Linked DNA regions of Homo sapiens: region 2 is linked to region 1. Evidence: read pairs that join two places in POLR2A ChIA-PET (ENCODE). Cell type or tissue: MCF 10A. All regions are shown on one strand. Links, peaks and the distances in the headings refer to the core of each region. The heading gives the core; the rest is flanking DNA.

Evidence for each region. Peaks named below come from ENCODE experiments on the same cell type or tissue, not always from the same donor. Only the 100,000 strongest peaks of a DNase experiment are listed, where the experiment ranks them.
Region 2: POLR2A ChIA-PET joins it to region 1 with 14 read pairs; 6 of 35 experiments call an interaction of 5 or more read pairs at or near these places.

Annotation. Positions count from the first base shown.
Region 1 is chr22:42,752,741-42,758,108 of GRCh38, forward strand. No RefSeq gene overlaps it. Among named protein-coding and RNA genes, the nearest start is that of A4GALT, 35 kb to the left of the region's middle. In MCF 10A, for the core only: no CTCF peak of the experiment used is centred there; DNase peaks (open chromatin) are centred at 2,171 and 3,051.
Region 2 is chr22:42,632,876-42,638,243 of GRCh38, forward strand. CYB5R3 (cytochrome b5 reductase 3) reads right to left here. Exons shown (of 9, transcript NM_000398.7): 2 at 3,840-3,971. Among named protein-coding and RNA genes, the nearest start is that of ATP5MGL, 5.0 kb to the right of the region's middle. RefSeq lists enhancers at 3,340-3,877, 3,878-4,413. In MCF 10A, for the core only: no CTCF peak of the experiment used is centred there; DNase peaks (open chromatin) are centred at 2,846 and 4,916.

The sequences.
Region 1 (5,368 bases), core at 61-5,060:
CTCGTTCAGTGGCAGCACCTGTCCCGAGAGGCAGACGAGGCTGTGGACTCCAACAGGCCTGGTTAGCATCTTTCAGCTGCTCATTCTTTGTGAGACTGTGGGCTGTTCAGAGCCTCAGTTTCCTCGTCTGTAAACTAGGAAGAGTAATCATCCTTCCCTCCCAGGCTTGGGGTGACACACTGGTTACTGGGGGCTGTGCAGGGAGGGGGTCTCTCCCAATCCCCCTCCAGCTGTGAGGGCTGTGGTTCTGGGAACCTGCAGCCTCCTCCTGTCACCCTCCCAGGACCCAGGACAAGCTGTCTGTGTCCACTGAGCTTCGGCCTTAACCAAATTACTCCAGTTCTGGCAAAGTCCCTCTGCAAACGCACAAGACCAGCAGATTAAAAATCAGCCACAGCCCCATGACGCATGGCTCGGGGGTTCTGGACTGAAGGGGATTTTTCAGGTTTTTTTTTTCTTTACATTTTTTTTTTTTTTAAAGACGGGATCTCATTCTGTCTCACAGACTGGAGTGCAGTGGTGCGATCTCAGCTCACTGCAACCTCTGCTTCCCGGGTTCAAGTGATTCTCCTGCCTCAGCCTCCCCAGCAGCTAGGATTACAGGCACATGGCACCGTGCCCAGCTAATTTTTTGTATTTTTAGTAGAGACAAGGTTTCACCATGTTGACCAGACTGGTCTCGAAATCCTGACCTCAAGTGATCCACCCACCTTGGCCACCCAAAGCGCTGGGATTGCAGGCATGAGCCACCGCGCCTGGCCTTTCTTTACATTTTTTTTGAGACAGGGTCTCCCTCTGTTGCCCTGGCTAGAGTGCAGTGTTGCAATCATGGCTCACTGCAGCCTCAACCTCCCAGGCTCAGGTGATCTTCCTGCCTCAGCCTTCCAAGTAGCTGGGACTACAGGCACATGCCACCATGCCTGGCTAATTTTTTTGATTTTTTGTGGAGATGAGGTCTTACTATGTTACTCAGGCTGGTCTTGAACTCCCGGGCTCAAGCGATCTGCCCACCTTGGCCTCCCAAAGTGCTGGGATTACAGGCGTGAGCCACCGTGCCTGGCCTAAAAATAAATATATAAATAGAATGACTAATTCTGAACGGGACACAGAATCTGCCAGTGCCTTGACTTTTGGACTTTCCGGCCTCTAGGACTTTGAGAATGAAGTGTCTGTTGTTTAGAAGCCTCCTGGTCCTGGGGTATTTGTCACACCTGCCCAGATGGGCTAAGACGGGACCCTTCTGGGTGTTCGGGTAAAAGCTGGCCTCAGAAGCTGGTGATGTTTCCTCAGGAGGCTGCCCATGGTGTGGTCCTGGCGACGCACCAGCAGCACGTCACCCTCTTGACCCGGGCGTGTGCCTGGCTAGCTGAGTTTTAAGCCTCTCTCTGGTGACATTTGGCTTTGGAGAAGGTTCTTTCTCTGGCAAAGCATTTAGATGTAGCTAAAAATACATTATTGGCCAGGTGAGGTGGCTCACGCCTGTAATCCCAGCACTCTGGGAGGCCGAGGCGGGCGTATCACGCGGTCAGGAGATCGAGAGCATCCTGGCCAACATGGTGAAACCTTGTCTCTACTAAAATTACAAAAAAATTAGCTGAGTGTGGTGGTGTGTGCCTGTAATCCCAGCTACTTGGGAGGCTGAGGCGGGAGAATCGCTTGAACTGGGGAGTCGGAGGTTGCAGTGAGCCAAGATCGTGCCACTGCACCGCAACCTGATGACAGAGCAAGACTCTGTCTCAAAACAAACAACAAGAACAACAAAAAACTAAAAAAAACGAAAAATGCAAAAATTAGCCAGGCGTGGGCACCTGTAATCCCAGCTACTCGGGAGGCTGAGGCAGGAGAATCACTTGAACCTAGGAGCCAAGATCTCACCATTGGAGATCTCACTCCAGCCTGGGTGACAAGAGCAAAACTCTGTCTCAAAAAAAAAAAAATCATTGACTTGATCCTCAGCCTGGTCAAATCGAGAAGCAGCACTCATGCTGGAGGGGCCACATAGCCTGGGCTCCTGATTTGCAGGGCCATGGATAAACACACACACGCGCACACACACACGCACGCACAGCCCTTCCCTGAGCTTGGGTGCTCAGTGATAAGCAGAACAAAGTCATCAAACATTCCTCCCTCACTCCTGCTCTGCATAGGGGCTGAGAGCCAAGACATTGGTAGCTTTGTCAAAATGTCAAAATATTGCTAGTCATTGGGCTGGGCACTGTGGCTCATAGCTGTAATCCCAGCACTTTGGACTGATGACTTTCTTTCTTTTTTTTTTTTTTTCTTTTTTTGCGATAGAGTCTTGTGCTGTTGCCCAGGCTGGAGTGCAGTGGTGCGATCTTAACCTCCGCCTCCCGGGTTCAAGCGATCCCTCTGCCTCAGCCTTGCAAGTAGATAGGAATACAGGCGCCTGCCCCACCACCATGGCCAGCTAATTTTTTTTTGTATTTTTAGTAGAGGCGGGGTTTCACTATGTTAACCAGGCTGGTCTCGAACTCCTGACCTCAGGTGATCCACTCGCCTCAACCTCCCAAAGTGCTGTGATTACAGGCGTGAGCCACTGCACGTGGCAAATCCCAGCACTTTGGGAAGCTGAAGCAGGAGGATTGCTTGAGCCCAGGAGTTCGAGACCGGCCTGGGCAACATAGCAAGACCTGTCTCAAAAAAAAAAATTTGCTGCCGGGCACGGTGGCTCACGCCTGTGATCTCAGCACTTTGGGAGGCCGAGGCGGGGTGGATCACCTGAGGTCGGGAGTTCGAGACCAGCCTGACCAACACGGAGAAACCCCGTCTCTACTATAAAACACAAAAATTAGCTGGGCGTGGTGGTGCATGCCTGTAATCCCAGCTACTCGGGAGGCTGAGGCAAGAGAATTACTTGAACCTGGGAGGCGGAGGTTGTGGTGAGCCAAGGTCACACCATTGCACTCCAGCCTGGGCAACAAGAGCAAAACTCCTCTCAAAAAAAAAAAAAATTTGCTAATAGAACATCATACTTTCTGAACATAATATCTGAGATGAACTCTGGGGCACTGTATGAGTCAGCTTAGGCTGACGTAACAAAATACCACAGACTGGGTAGATTAAACAACAGTTTACTTTAATATTTATTTATTTATTTATCTTTTAAAGAGACAGAGTCTTACTGTTTTGCCAGGCAGGAGGGCGGTGGGGATATTCATAAATGCAATCACAGAGCCCTACAGCCTCAAACTCCTGGGCTCAAGCGATCCTCCTGCCTCAGTCTCCTGAGTAGCTGGGACTACAGGTGTGCACCACTGTGATAATAGAAATTTATTTTCTCACAACTCTAGAGGCCAGAAGTCTAAGATCAGGGTGTCAGTGGGGTTGGTGTCTTTTGAGGCCTCTGTCCTTGACTTGGAGATGGCCACCTTCTCATTCCCGAGTCTTTGTGCTGCCTTCCCTCTGTGTGTGTTTATGTCCTCATCCCTTCTTCTTCTTTTCTTGGGGGGACAGGTTCTCGCTCTGTCACCCAGGCTGGAGTGCAGTGGTGCAATCTTGACTCACTGCAGCGTTGACCTTCCAGGCTCAAGCCCCTCCCGCCTTAGCTCCCCTAGTAGCAGGGACCACAGGCACATGCCACAGTGCCCAGTTAATTTTTTTTTCCTTTTTTGAGATGGAGTCTCACTCTGGTGCCCAGGCTGGAGTGCAGTGGTGCAATCTTAGCTCACTGCAACCTCTGCCTCCCCGGTTCAAGCAATTCTCGTGCCTCAGCCTCCCAACTAGCTGGGACTACAGGCACCTGCCACCACGCCCGGCTAATTTTTGTATTTTTAGTAGAGACAGGGTTTCACCATGTTGGCTAAGCTGGTCTCGAACTCTTGACCTCAGGTGATCTACCCGCCTTGGCCTCCCAAAGTGCTGGTATTACAGGTGTGAGCCACAGCACCCAGCCCTAATTTTCATATTTTTTTGTAGAGATGAGGTCTTGCCATGTTGCCCAGGCTGGTCTCGAACTCCAGGGCTCAAGTGATATGCCTGCCTTGGCCTCCCAAAGTGCTGGGACTACAGGAGTAAGCCACCACGCCCAGCCTAATCTCTTCTCATAAGGATAGTATGGCCTTTTTTAAAAAACTTAAATACTCACCCATATGACCTTATTTGAACTTAAATACCCCTTTACCCTCTCTCCAAATACGGTCCCATTCTGAGGTACTGGGAGTTAGGGTTTCAGCCAGTGGATCTGGAGGGACATAATTCAGTCACAACAAGCAGGTTTTCCTGCCTTCTCAGCACAGTGTGACCTGTTTCTCTTTTCTTGCCAGAGGGAAGGGGACATTGAATGGTGTCTCTATAATTTGGACATCTCTGCCTTTAGTGTAAAAATTAATCCGTTTTCTGCTGCAAATAATTATTTTTTGCTTGTTCTGGAAAAAAAAAACCCCTATGAATTTAGAGAAGACAAAGCGCCCACTTCGAAAAAGAGCTCCTGGCCGGGCACAGCGTCTCACGCCTGTAATCCCAGCATTTTGGGAGGCCAACGCAGGCTGATTATGAGGTCAGGAGTTCGAGACCAGCCTAACCAACATGGTGAAACCCCGTCTCTACTAAAAATACAAAAATTACCCGGGCGTGGTGGCACATGCCTGTAATCCCAGCTACTCAGGAGGCTGAGGCAGGAGAATCACTTAAACCCAGGAGGCAGAGGTTGCAGTGAGCCGAGATCGCACCATTGTACTCCAGCCTGGGCGACAGAGCGAGACTCTGTCTCAAAAGGAAAAAAAAAAAAAGAGCTCCTGGCCTCTTCTGCACTCACAGCAGCATCACAGCCACTGCCAGGAGCTGGGGTTAGGTGGGAGCCAGTCAGTCCCTGCTGTCCCGCCTGTCCAGTCAGGCTCCTGGCTGTCCTGCCTGCTTACTCTTTCCAGTTGCACCTGCGGATTAGCTGGCAGGGGACCCTCTCTGCATTTGCATGGCTCCCCTGCCCCTTGTTTATGTTTACAAGATCGTTCCACGTGGTGGGATCACATGACTCCTGCATGCCTCCGTGAATCACTTTGAGCCATGTATTCTAGCTCTGAGTATTGGGAATAAAACCTAATATCGTAATAACAAGGGAAATGCAAATTTAACACATGGAGACTTTAACCGGCAAATCAGATGCAAACACCGCATCTGAGGTGAGCTGGCTGGCGCAGTCCTGGGGCTCACGCTCAGCCCCTGAGGATGTAAGGATTGTTAAGAACATGGGGCTAAGCCGGGCTCACACCTGTAATTCCAACACTTTGGGAGGTGGGAGGATCACTTGAGGCCAGGAGATTGAGACCAGCCTGGGCAACATAATGAGACCCTGTCTCTACAAAAAAAATCTAAAAACCCGGGTGTGATGATGCTTGTCTATAGTCACAGC
Region 2 (5,368 bases), core at 89-5,088, 120 kb before region 1:
GTTAGCCAGGCGTGGTGGCGCATGCCTGTAATCCCAGCTACTCAGGAGGCTGAGGCAGGAGAATCACTTGAACCTGGGAGGCAAGGTTGCAGTGAGCTGAGATCGCACCATTGCACTCCAGCCTGGGCAACAAGAGTGAAACTCTGTCTCAAAAAAAAGAATAGAAATGAGGACAAGAGATGAACAATTATGGTGCTGGCCAACCTCTAGTAGGGCAGCAGGGTGGGGCAAAGCACAGAGCACCCAGAGCAGGCCCGCTGCGGACCCCGCAAAGCCACCATGGGCACAATGAGGGGGCAAAGCTGCAATCCTAGGACATCTGCCACATGCTCCCTTGTGTAACATCCCTATGATGAAATACTAAAAGGATCCATGTTGTATGGCTGGCTACAAAACCAGGTTATCAAAAAAAGAAACTGAGTGTGCACACACCCGCACCTCCACACACCCGTGTATGAACGTGATACCCACATAGGGTCTGGCAGGCTCACGCTGAGCTGTGACCTGGGCCCTCTGCACGGGGCCCTGGGATGCGGCAATGGGGCAGGGGTGGAGGTCATACCTTACAGAGTTTTTGCTGTGAGCACATATAAATCATACATTATTTCTGGAATTAAGAAACAGTAGGGTCAGACGTGGTGGCTCATGCCCGTAATCCCAGCACTTTGGGAGGTCGAGGCGGGCGGATCACCTGAGGTCGAAGTTCGAGACCAGCCTGACCAACATGGAGAAACCCCATCTCTACTAAAAATACAAAATTAGCTGGGCATGGTGTCGCATGCCTATAATCCCAGCTACCTGGGAGGCTGAGGCAGAAGAATCACTTGAACCTGGGAAGTGGAGGTTGCGGTGAGTCGAGATTGTGCCATTGCACTCCAGCCTGGGCAACAAGAGCGAAAGTCCATCTCAACAACAACAAAAAGGAACGACAGTAACAGAGCCAGGCATAGTGGTGCATGCACATGGTCCCAGCTACTCAGAAGGCTTGTGCCCAGGAGTTTGAGGTTGCAGAAAGCAGCCTGGGTGACAGAGCGAGACCTTGTTCTAAAAAAACACAAACAAAAACAAAACAACCCACCAATAACAATAACAAGGGAAAATACCGTTAAAAAACAGGTTTCAAAATGTTATTATTTCATTTGGGTAAGAAAAAAACATGTGTGCCTGCTTACATAAGTATAAAACATATCACAGGGCCAGGCACGGTGGCTCACGCCTGTAATTCGAGCACTTTGAGAGGCCAAGTCGGGTGGATCACCTGAGGTCAGGAGTTCGAGACCAGCCTGGCCAACATGTTGAAACCCTGACTCTACTAAAAATACAAAAAAAAAAAAAATTAGCAGGGCGTGGTGGTGGGCACCTGTAATCCTAGCTACTTGGGAAGCTGAGGCAGGAGAACCGCTTGAACCTGGGAGGCAGAGGTTGCAGTGAGCCGAGATCACACCATTGCACTATAGCCTGGGCAACGAGAGCAAAACTCCATCTCAAAAACAAACAAACAAACAAAAAATCATATCGCAAGGTTAAGTGTGGTCTCATCTGGGAGGTGGTGATTTACTTTTTTTTGCTTTTTATTTTTTATTTTTTTGAAACAGAGTTTCGCTCTTGTCACCCAGGCTGGAGTGCAATGGTGTGATCTTGGCTCACTGCAACCTCTGCCTCCCAGGTTCAAGCGATTCTCCTGCCTCAGCCTCTCAAGTAGCTGGGATTACAGGCATCTGCCACCACGCCCGGCTAATTTTCATATTGATTGATTGATTGATTGATTGAGACAGCGTCTTGCTCTGTAGCCCAGGCTGGAGTGCAGTGGCACGATCTCGGCTCACTGCAAGCTCCACCTCCCAGGTTCACGCCATTCTCCTGCTTCAGCCTCTGGAGTAGCTGGGATTACAGGCATCTGCCACCACGCCCGGCTAATTTTCATATTGATTGATTGATTGATTGATTGAGACAGCGTCTTGCTCTGTAGCCCAGGCTGGAGTGCAGTGACACGATCTCGGCTCACTGCAAGCTCCACCTCCCAGGTTCACGCCATTCTCCTGCTTCAGCCTCTGGAGTAGCTGGGACTACAGGTGCCTGCCACCACGCCCAGCTAATTTTTTTTTTTTTTTTTTGAGACGGAGTCTTGCTGTCACCCAGGCTGGAGTGCAGTGGCGCAATCTCGGCTCACTGCAAGCTCCGCCTCCCAGGTTCACGTCATTCTCCTGCCTCAGCCTCGCCAGCGGCTGGGACTACAGGTGCCTGCCACCACGCCTGGCTAATTTTTTGTATTTTTAGTAGAGATAGGGTTTCACCGTGTTACCGGGATGGTCTCAATCTCCTGACCTTGTGATCCGCCTGTCTCAGCCTCCCAAAGTGCTGGGATTACAGGTGTGAGCCCAGCCACGCCCGGCCAATTTTTTGTATTTTTAGTAGAGACAGAGTTTCACCGTGTTAGCCAGGATGGTCTCGATCTCCTGACCTCATGATCTGCCCTCCTCGGCCTCCCAAAGTGCTGAGATTACAGGTGTGAGCCACCACGCCTGGCCTAATTTTCGTATTGTTAGTAGAGATGGGGTTTCACCATGTCGGCCAGGCTGGTCTTGAACTCCTGACCTCAGGTGATCCACCGGCCTCGGCCTCCCAAAGTGCTGGGATTACAGGCATGAGCCACCGTGCCTGGCCAATAATTTACTTTTCATTTTGTATTTTTTTGCTTCTCTCTGGTTGTCAACTTCTCTGTGAGCTCCTGGGACAATTACAGACACTTGCCCCAACAGTTACAGGAAACGGCCAGCTCCGTGCCATGGAAGCCTGAGATTCCTGTGAAGCCTGAGTCAGAGGCACCAGGCACAAGCCCAGGGTGGAGACTTGGGCCCTGGCAGATGATGTTCTCTGCTGTGACTCAGTTTTCCCTGCCACACCCCTCCTGTGCCTGCTGGGGGTGGCCAGAAATAGAGCAAGGGAGGGGCTCTGAAGAGGGCAAGTGACCGATGGAAGCAGCCTTTACTGGGGGCAAGGCAAAAGAGGGAGAGGATGGTTTTAAATCATAATCAGAGCTTTGAAAAAAAGGAGTCAGGCCGGGCACCACGGCTCATGCCTGTAATCCCAACACTTTGGGAGGTGGAGGTGCGGGGATCACTAGAGCCCAGGAGTTTGAGACCAGCCTGGGCAACAGGACGAAACCCCACCTCTACAAAAAATACAAAAATTAGGCTGGGCGCGGTGGCTCACGCCTGTAATCGCAGCTACTCAGGGGGCTGAGGTAGGAGAATCACTTGAGCCTGGGGAGGCAGAGGTTGCAGTGAGCGGAGATCGCACCACTGCACTCCAGCCTGGGACACAGGGCAAGACTCTGTCTCAAAAAAAAAAAAGTATGAACTCACTAATGAAAGAAAGTAAGAATCAAACAGGGCAGAGGAAGCCCACACAGCTCAGAGCACCCAGGGAATCTGCACAGATGTGAAAGGTGTCCAGGTCCAGTAGTACCAGGCTGTGGGGAATGACTCTGGGGGAGGGGGAGGAGGGAGGAGACCTTATCTTCAAATCTCTCACCCCCTGCATTCCTACCCCATAAATGGGGGATTGAACCTAAAAGTTCTGAGGGGTTCCTTCCATTCTGACCTTGCATGAGGCAGTGAGTGTGGTTCAGAGAAGGGGCTCTGTGGACAGAGAGACCAGGGTTTAAATTCCTCTGCTACTTCCTGGTGGCCTTAGCAAGAGACATCACCTTGCTTTCTCCATCTGTAAAATGGGTGGACAACAGTATCTACTTCAGAGCAGGACCATGCCCTGAGCACAGAGTAGGTGCTGGGCAATGCTGTGATGCTGACGAGGCAGCGGCGGCGGCCGGCACTCACCTCCCGGTCGATGAGCCGCAGCGGGTACTTGATGTCCGGGCTCTCGAGGGTGATGGCTGGCGTGGAGCGCTGGAACAGCTTCATGAGCAGACTGTACAGGAACCAGACTGGGAAGAGCACCATATGGCCCAACTGAAACGACAGGACCCGCGGGGTCAGTGCAGGAGCCTGCCTTTCCCCAAACACACCGGCTTGTCCACACTACCAGGCCTCTGCTCACGCTGCCCCCTCTGCCAGGAGCACCCTCTCCCCACCACCCTCATCCAGAAAGCTTCATCATCCATTTTGGTGCCCACTAGGAGAAGCTATAAAGACCAGCCTCATGACACCTGTCACTGAGCATTACCTGGGCTTCTATGCTCAGTACCATGAGAAAAAGCTCCATTTCCTCTGAAGAGCCAGGACCAAAAAGAGCTGTGGGTCTAAGCACATATCCTTTTTCACTTTGGCTACTAGGAAGCTCAGAGTAAAATTAATCTTGAGCATAATGTATTTGTGCTCCTTCCTTCTCTTGCTTCCTTCAGTCAACTTCCCTGGTCTTATTAAGTGATGTCAAGTTCTAGCTTGATTTAGACAAACAGACAAATAATAACCCCAACTCAGAATCTATCTGAAAGGCCTACACTGACCAAATGGCTCTATGGCACCTTTAAATCCAGTCCCTTGGGGCCACTGGGATTGATGCTCTCCTCTTTGCTCTCCCACAGAGCACACTAGAACAAGCCAGTGAAGCTGAGTAAACTGAGCCACTTCCCCCAAATGACATCCATGAGTGTCCCTGAGCCCTGGGGTTCTGCCATCAGGTGTAAGGGGAAGCGAAGCACTGAGCCAGGCACTGGGAAGGTCACTGGCTGTGTGACCCCGAGAAAGTCCCTTCCCCTCTCAACCTGAGTGGACCAGGTGATCTGCAAGGCCCCCAGAGCTGAGACCCTACAGCTCAGATCACCAAAGCCAACAGCCTCTGGGATCCCAGGGCCACGTCGGGTACCACACGGGCACGGCTCTCGCAGCAACCCCGTGTGGTAGGCACTGTCATCACCACCATTTCGCAGATGAGGAAACAGCCCAGAAAGGCAAAGCGACTCACCCAGTCACACAGCTGGCAGGTGAGGAGCTGACCCAGAGTCCACCCATCCCTTATACCACGCTGGGATACCTCATGACCAAGTGGACCCTGCCACACGGCCCTGAGGGGCTGTTCCTCCCCAGCCCCTGCCCCCGACATCTCAGTCTCCTGAAGGCCCTAAAAGGGGGCTGGGCATAGTGGCTCCAGCCTGTAATCCCAACACTCTGAGAGGCGGAGGCAGGTGAACAGTTTGAGTCCACGAGTTCAAGACCAGCCTGGGCAACAGGGTGAAACTCCATCTCTACAAAAAATATAAAAAGTTAGCTGGTTGTAGGCCCGGTGCAGTGGCTCACGCCTATAATCCCAGCAATTTGGGAGGCCAAGGTGGGTGGATCACCTGAGGTCAGGAGTTCGAGACCAGCCTGGCCAACAGGGTAAAACCCCATCTCTACTAAAAATACAA